Linked DNA regions of Homo sapiens: regions 1 and 3 are each linked to region 2. A link is a contact called in ENCODE Hi-C or POLR2A ChIA-PET data. All regions are on one chromosome and are shown on one strand. The core of a region is the stretch at or near the end of the contact, and the rest is flanking DNA. Distances in the headings are between cores, read along the strand shown.

Region 1 (2,700 bases), core at 169-2,668, 390 kb after region 2:
CTGTAAAAATATAGCCAGGGTTATATCTTCAGATAGTCTGTGGCAGTATGTATTCTTGGGGAAATTTACTCTGATATATATTTGGAGGACAGTTGTCAAAATAAAAATATCAGGCAACTTACACTGTAACACTATAATTTATCAACTTTCTTCAATCTGTAAATCAACTTCCTCTCTGTCTCTCTCTCTCTCTCTCCCTCTCAGTTTCTCTCACTCCCTGTGATATATAACTACCAATACATAGTGGCACTGTCTTTTTTTTTATCAGGGGAAAATACACTTTTCTTGTTAAGGATTTTAGATGCCGTATGCATCCTTAAAATGCTTTTGGGAGAAAGGAGCTGTGTAAGTCTTGCATTATTTCATTAAAAATTATGAGTCAACAGGGCAGAATGTATTCTACAGTTTATGCCTGCCTGTGAACATTAGAACAAATCTCCCAGGTCAGGATTTGGTGGTGGAGTGTGGGAATTTTCCATGCCTTTTAGCATTGATGCCTATGACTTTTAGTCCAAGTTATCAGTTCAAAATGAATGGGAGCCATTTCCTATTCATTTTGTGAAGTGTGGACAGTGGTTTTGATAAATGAACAAGGCTTTGGATAATTTGAGTAAAATCCTTTTCTAGGTAACACCTTGTGCACTATAGAGACTAAAAAGAATGACGTTTTAGATAAAGGAAAAATGTGCATGTGAAGCCTATTGATAGAAAATTCTTTTGGTTATGTTCTGAATCTAAATCTGTAATCATAATAAAGAAATACATCTGTAGGCCTAGGAAGAGGGAAGGGAAAGGAGGAAAAAGGAGCCAAAATAAATGTTATTGGCAGTACAATAATGTTTTCTGATCATAGATTTTAATAAGAAGCCAAGATGTCTCAATGTAAGTTAAAAATGTAACATCAACTTTGTAGAGGGGAATTAGGAAGAATACATACACAAACACACACACACACACTCACACACTACATCATTACAATGACCTTGAAGTCACAATATTAAAGGAAAAAGATAAAAGAAAGCTGGAAAAACTGGAAGAGCGCTTACTATTCTGCGCGCAGAAAATATTTAATTTAAACACTCTAAGAAATTACGTCCAAAGAATCATTATCCCAGGAAACATCTATAGAATGAATGTATTTCGAGATCTTCATTACAGTTTAATTTGCATAGATATTTTGGGGAACTCTAGGACTCTAAGTGTGTCCCTAGGATTTTATTTGCAGAAATGAAGTAAACTATGGATAAGCTTTTCTCAAGTCTTAAATACTAGGTTTGAGACTGCACGAAAGAAGCATAATAGACTCCACTCAGGCACACTCAGGGAGAATATCAAGATAGAGTGTGACACTTTACCCACTGTTAAGGAAGAGACTGAGAGCTTGAATGCTGACTCAGGGAATGGGGAAAGAGTGCTTGCTTCCTCAGTGTGGCAATAAGGGAATTGGGCAAGTTCAGCTTGCTGGCAGAACTATGTTACACTGCAAAGCATGAGACGGGTTCAATGGAGCGAGTCTGAGCAACCCTTTAGGGCAGGGTATCCCAAACTTACCTGACTACTGAAACATGTTTAAGTTACAATGCATTAATGGAATACCAACAGAAGTGACAGGACATATTGCATACTTTGATCAAAGAAGACCTCAAACATGACCGGTCTTATATCTGATTTAAAAGCTGCAAAAAAGGGGCAAAACTTATTCATATGTGTGCTGTAGCTTTATAGCACCACCAACCAGATAATTTATTTTATTTCATTAATAACAAGAAACCTAATTATTTCAAGCTTAAGTATAATAAAATATCAAAACATTTTTATCAGGACAGTATATTAAAAATTATTTTTATAGCATATTCACTTAATATTGTTATATAATATGAAATCTTATTTTACATAGGAACTGTGTAGAAAAAAGAGAATAGGAATTGTATATTTTGCAACATTTGGGTAATCTTAGATGGACTGCTCTAAGAATTACTTCAAAGACAGGAAAAAATGAGATCCATCAACTTAATTTTGAAATATTCCAAATTTTACTTGTTGACGTGTTTTATTTAGACACAATTTGAAAACGATATGACTCTTCTTTTGTTTAATTCCCTCCTTTTTCAATTGTAGTTCATGGTAAATGGGATCATGAGGTATACATTTTTCATATGTGACAAACATTAAAACTATACAGTATTTTACAGTTGTAAAATGCTACTAAAAACCAATCATCTTCAAATAGACAATACATGTCAACCTGAGGGTTAAGTGGTAAATACTGCATCAAGGTGTAGATTAAAAGTCATAAAGTCGCTCTTGTGACTTCTGGGTGTGCTGGTGTGCATTTCTTTCTTTCTTTCTTTCTTTTTTTTTTTTTTTGAGACGGAGTCTTACTCTGTCGCCCAGGCTGGAGTGCAGTGACGCGATCTCTGCTCACTGCAAGCTCCGCCTCCCAGGTTCACGCCATTCTCCTGCCTCAGCTTTCTGAGTAGCTGGGACTACAGGCGCCCGCCACCACGCCCGGCTAATTTTTTGTATTTTTAGTAGAGACGGGGTTTCACCGTGTTAGCCAGGATGATTTCGTTCTCCTGACCTCGTGATCCGCCCGCCTCCGCCTCCCAAAGTGGTGTACATTTCTTAAAAGCAGAGAATTGTATGACAATTGTAGTTGTTTGCACATTTATTCAAAATTTTCATAAATTAATATATAAA
Region 2 (2,700 bases), core at 59-2,558:
AAAATGACAGGGTCTGGGGATATAACCTCTATTTAAAATTTCTTATTTATTTATCTTCCTTAGAGGTGCTACAATTCTTTTTTGATGTAAAATATAACCTTTGTTCCTAAAATGCCTAGGATTTTAATTTGCTTTTGAGAGATAGCTATTTTCATGAAGTAAATGTATGGAAAGATGAATTGAGGCAGTGTGTAGGCATGCGATGTATTAGATATAATCATTGCAATACATCTAAGAAAGGATTTGCTAATTAACAGGAGAAAGTTCATTTAGAAATTGTGGAAAGTACTTTCTCATTGTCAGCGTGTTGAGGACATAAATATTGTAAAAATACTATGTTATAAAGTACCTCATTACCTATTATTACTCTGCTTATGGGACGTAGAGATTGACCGATGGTAGTGTCTGATTTTTTTCCAACTATAAATTGAAAGCCTTAAAAGAAAATGTTTTTCTTATCCTAGAACATCAGCCTAGTGAAGTTCACCAGATATATATATATATTTTTTTTACACGGAAAAGGGAAATGCAAACCAGTTACCAGAAATAATAGCTAAATACAAGCAAGGCTCTGTCAATGGCACTGTTATGTTAATTTTCTGGGAGAATGTTAAGTAATTCATCAAGTTAGACAAATATAAAAACAGCAAAACATATACAAAACATTATCAATATTTATTTAAAATGTAGTTTTGTATTACCACTGATGGCATCGTATTCTTGCTGCCTGGTGGAATAAGAACTCGGAGATCTGGTTTACGGTTATTCATTCCTAAATTCATTGGGGGAGGAGATTTTGCTTGCATATTCTTGTTCAAGTTACCAGGTGAGACCAGCAGACCTGGTGAGTTTCGGGGATTGCCATACCCGTTCCCTGTTAACAAAAAACAATAAAGCATTTAGGAAGAAATCTAGGTCAAATACGTTTCCGAAGAATACACAACATGAGAATAAAAACAAAAGCTTAATGGTAAGACGTACATTGCAAAACCATAGGATGACTGATTTGACCTCCATGGGACAAGTAACCCAATTAAGTATTCAATAGTCCTCTGAAGGAAGATTAAAAACTTTTTATGAGAAGAGAGCCAATATACATCAACTTGCTCAGAAGTCAGCATATACTTTTTTTCCTATCAAAAATATTCAGGAAGAAAGTCAGACAGTAGTTCAGGGTCTAAGAAAAGCACAGAACTGGTCTTGCACTTTAATTGACTAGCTTGGCGGAGGCCTGGCTGGCGTGACTCACTCTTTCAGTTCACTGGTTTGGGTTTTATTTTGTGTGTCTGTGTGTCCTTAAATGAAGAAAGGGCATACCAGCAAGACTGTAATTTCTAGGACAGGCAGGAGGAGGGGAAGCCGCTTACACATTTTGCTGTTCAGTTCCGCTTTTCTCTGAGTGAATTCTCTCTATGGTTTTTCTTCCATCTGCTTTGCCCTCCTTACTAAGTTCAGTGTACAACCCTTGCTTTCCTCCTCACACAGAACTTCAGAAAGCAAGACTCCTTCCCTGGAGCTGAAATGAAGTGATGATGCCTCCGCTAAAGTGCTGATTCACCAAGGCACAGGAATAGCCATTGAACTGGAAGACTGAAAGGGTTTTCTTAGGTCTCTGATGTTCAGTATCCTACTAACAGAAAAGTGGGTATCCCAAGGTCTGCGTTTTTCATATTTCAAAATATGACCAAGAGAGCTAGGGAGGAGTTGATTACAAATGCCAGCAGAGCTGGCATGACAGTGGACTCAGAAAGACATCTGCTGATTTCCTCCACTGCCTCTGAAGGGAGAATAAGAGAACTCAGCTACCTGATTCAACAATCCTTGCTAGAAACTAGACAGTTGTTTTCTGAAGCTTTCTAAAGGAGACAGTTAAACCTCATTGTTATTGCCATCATTACAAAACACAAGTATCTATTACCCCTGCATGAGTGAGATTGTGTGCTACCCAGTGAGGATGCAAAGACAAGGCCCCAGGCTTGAAAAGCTCTGAAATCTCTTTGTGGTAATCCAATACATACTCATGGAAAACATAAAGACCAATACAAGGCAGCGTAGGGTGAGGTGCCTGCAGAGTAATCCAGATTAAGTGTTATTGAGTTCCCGGGAGAGAAGAGGTGATCCAATAAAAGATTCACAGAAGAGGCAGGAATTGATGAGGGCCTTAAAGAAAGGCCATAGGAAGATATGTTAGGCTTGTGACTGGGCAGTAGGAAAGGGCTGAGGTAGGAGTTTAAAGAGCATGGTAAGGGGCACTGAGAGGAACCTGTTTAGAAGGGGACCCGTGAAAAGAGAGGGGTGTCAGAGGCTCTGGAGGGATGCAGGGGTTGGGCTGTGGAGATCTCAAATTCCAGGCTAAAAGTCCTTGGGTTTATATGGTGGAAATGAAAGTTTCAGAGTAGAGGTATGACACAGACCTCTAAGTGGTCAGAAAGATCTACTGGCATTGGTATACTCAGGAATTAGTAAGGCCTGCTAGTGTGGACCAGTCTGGAGACTACTTTGATGGCCTGAGATAGAGGCCATGAGGAACTGGGAAGGCAGAGCAAAGGTATATTTCAGGAGATATTTATGGGAACATCTTTAGAAGCAAAATATATTTGAGGCACACTGTATAAAGCAGATTTGTTCTTCATATCCCATTCATTTACCTGTCTCATTTTATGCATGAATAAACAGGCTGAATATATAACAAATAACTAC
Region 3 (2,700 bases), core at 125-2,624, 360 kb after region 2:
GAGCTACCTGCATCCCCTAAACATTGTCTCTCCCATCTACATTCAAACTGTCCTTAGTCTCCTAAGTGACAAGGGAGAATCAAACTGAGTTGAGAATTTGTCCAACAGGACTACAAATTATCTTCAATATCTTTTTCTGACCACCCACCTTACTCCTAAGGGAACCCTTTATGAATGAAATTATCCCAGGAATTACTATCTCTGAAAGTGGAAATAACAGGAGGAGTATTACAATGCAGACATACGCAGTTATTATTTGTAACATTGGCAGGCTAAGTCAAGGTTTTTTTTTCTTTAAAGCATAGAGGGAGATGGATGTGTAATCTCATTCTGTCAAGAATGCTGAAGATTTTCATACATCACTGTGTTTCAAAATAAATTACGTGCATAGTAGGCTACATTAAACCAACATTCAGCACTGAATGTTTCTTCACCATTGCGATGCTTTTTTATCTCTTGAAATAAGAAACACATTTAACTTGGTTTCTATGATCATCTTGAAAATAATGCTGTCTTGTTTTGGCATAAAGTAGAAACATATATTTTTAATCAAGAAGTATGCTTTTCATTGAGAAAAGGGGAGAGCCAGCACCTCGTGCTAACTTTAAAGTGGTTTTATAGAGTTGTGGAGGGTGGACATGGCCCACTTCATCCGTTGGTTAACATGCCCACTGCTGACATCAGGGCTGGCTTCAGAGGAATATTACTGAGTGAGGTTTCACTCACTTCTGTCAAGTCTTCTCTCCCACCTCAGGATGAAAAAAGGGAAATGTCATTTCTTTTAAGCTTGGATGCCATGTTCAGACTTTTCCCACAGGCTTTATTTTAGACTTTTACCTCCTGCACTGCTAATGGGAAATTGCCAGTAGTGTTGACTCTCTCTCCTACCCCATCAAATTTTCTTTTTTAGCTAAATATGTACAAAAAGTTTTATTGAAACATGCCAAGTCACAGCTCGGTATTCCCTGATACTACACAAAATGAGTTGCAATAAAAATAGCACTGAAAATCTGAAATTACTGAATGCACCCATTTTTGCAGTTAAATACCATGAAAGACAGAAGGGAATTTACAATATGCTTCAAAGGGGTTGGGGGAAACACCTCTTCTCAGTCTAATAAAACTTAGTAGCTCGGGGTCACTTCCTAATAGGTGCCATTTCCTCTATTTTAATAAAGGTATTTTAGCACCTGAATTCTATGCCAGATACCATTGTCATTTTTTCCAGTGACTGGCTCAACTAAATGCTAGTGGGGGCCAGACACTCTTCAAACACTGCTGCTTAATGCCAAACACAACTAACATGCATATGGAAGAAGCCAGGAAAAGCAGTAACCTCCCTAATTATAGCCAAAGGCTCAGAAGTCCAGAGACCATACAGGAACCTCTAGCTTCTGGGGTGGACAGGGGTCAGGAAGCTCCTCCACCACGGATCCCTGAATTGGCAGCTATCCTTCCCCACCCCATCAACACAGAGTCATTTTTTGCCTGCCAAATCCTTGTCCAACCCCAATTCAAATCTATTTATACTCGCCTTTCCTATTTCTGGGCTCAGATGTTAGCCCATACGGTGTGTTGACCGGCACTAAATGTTACTGTGCGAGACCAGCGTTTGCCAGCTTCCTTGGTTGCTGACAGCAGGGAGACAAAAGTTCTGAATATTCGGAGGGACCTTAATCTTCTTAGCATAATCCTGGCCTCAAAGTGGTGGTAAGGTTCAACTTAAAAGCACCAGTCTCCTGAAATGGAAGAATTTAAGAGGTTAAGAGGTGATGCCAGCTGGACTCCTTCGGCCACAGTGATGGATGCCCAGCAGTGGTTCTTAAACTGTGGTGGAGGCAAAAATCACCTGGGGAATGTGTCAGTGGTGCAGGTACTCGGCCTGCCTACAGAGAATCTGATTCAGTCAGACTGGGACGGGCCTAGGAATTTGCTTTGAGTAAGCACTACGGGTGATGGTGATGCAGGTGGTCTGAGGCTCCGACTATGAGAAGCAATCCTAGGTCTACACTGCTTTCCCCCAGAATGCCAGGCTCTGTTTCAAGAGTAAGGGGATTAGCAACCCAATTTAAACACCTTAGTGATGGAGTGCTGCTTTAATTCAGATTTATTTAAAGCTTTGGAACACTGAACTTTGTTGTAGAAGCTTTACTTAAAATTCTGAGGTAGACTAACCTCCTTTTCTGAGTTCAATTTTAACAAGGAAGGCTATTTGAAGACTGCGGTCCTCGGTTTGTGAGGTCTGAGCATAAAAAGAAAATAAAACCCTACAAGTTGGACCTTCTTATGTAAAACTAGACCTCATTCTTTTTAAAAGGTGTGACCTTGGATCATTAAAATTTTTCTGAAGAGAAGAAATCTGGGATAGATAGCTTTCCTGATAAAATGTGCAGTCGAAATTGTAAGCAGCTTATGTGGTGCTCTATCATTTACGCTGTTTAAGGGGGCACTTAAATGAAAAGGAATGTTTTAAAGTTAACTCAGCTGAATTCTATGTAGAACAGAATAAGCAATCCCCAGGGTGCACAGCTTTTGATGTGTTCTTCTGCTTCACTATTTATGGATAACTTAAGAAAACAGTGCCACCTTCCATTTTGAGGGGAGTGGAGTAGGTGGGCGATTCTGTGCTGTGCAACCATAGAACAAAAGACATAGCACATTTAAATAAAAATAAAATAAGCAAGTATTATTCATACAACA

Evidence for each region. A loop is a pair of places that touch in the nucleus more often than their neighbours do. ChIA-PET counts read pairs that join two places held with the same protein, here RNA polymerase II (POLR2A). Pooled maps may share reads with other maps.
Region 1: a loop to region 2 is called in a map of endothelial cell of umbilical vein, with 3 times the contacts of the local background. The contact joins two enhancer-like sites. A Hi-C loop is called at or near these places in 1 of 168 maps with a recorded cell type or tissue (endothelial cell of umbilical vein), 9 of 37 single-sample maps with no recorded cell type and 5 of 50 pooled maps. POLR2A ChIA-PET finds 5 or more read pairs at or near these places in 2 of 52 experiments (T-cell and WTC11).
Region 3: a loop to region 2 is called in a map of ascending aorta, with 3 times the contacts of the local background. The contact joins two enhancer-like sites. A Hi-C loop is called at or near these places in 9 of 168 maps with a recorded cell type or tissue (Caco-2, Calu3, GM12878 and 5 more), 35 of 37 single-sample maps with no recorded cell type and 16 of 50 pooled maps. POLR2A ChIA-PET finds 5 or more read pairs at or near these places in 1 of 52 experiments (Panc1).

The regions. Positions count from the first base shown.
Region 1 is chr5:89,119,498-89,122,197 of GRCh38, forward strand. The region is part of intron 4 of MEF2C-AS1 (MEF2C antisense RNA 1); the gene reads left to right. Among named protein-coding and RNA genes, the nearest start is that of MEF2C-AS1, 240 kb to the left of the region's middle. Within about 2 kb of position 1,419, at least 2 of the 41 ENCODE cell types and tissues checked have a DNase peak (open chromatin) inside an H3K27ac peak, as active enhancers do.
Region 2 is chr5:88,731,028-88,733,727 of GRCh38, forward strand. It overlaps MEF2C (myocyte enhancer factor 2C), which reads right to left. Exons shown (of 11, transcript NM_002397.5): 7 at 702-874. Among named protein-coding and RNA genes, the nearest start is that of GSCAR, 35 kb to the left of the region's middle. RefSeq lists enhancers at 1,126-1,175, 1,296-1,575. Within about 2 kb of position 1,309, at least 19 of the 41 ENCODE cell types and tissues checked have a DNase peak (open chromatin) inside an H3K27ac peak, as active enhancers do; they include ascending aorta, where a contact is called at or near this core.
Region 3 is chr5:89,086,222-89,088,921 of GRCh38, forward strand. All of the region lies in intron 3 of MEF2C-AS1 (MEF2C antisense RNA 1), which reads left to right. Among named protein-coding and RNA genes, the nearest start is that of MEF2C-AS1, 200 kb to the left of the region's middle. Within about 2 kb of position 1,375, at least 2 of the 41 ENCODE cell types and tissues checked have a DNase peak (open chromatin) inside an H3K27ac peak, as active enhancers do; they include ascending aorta, where a contact is called at or near this core.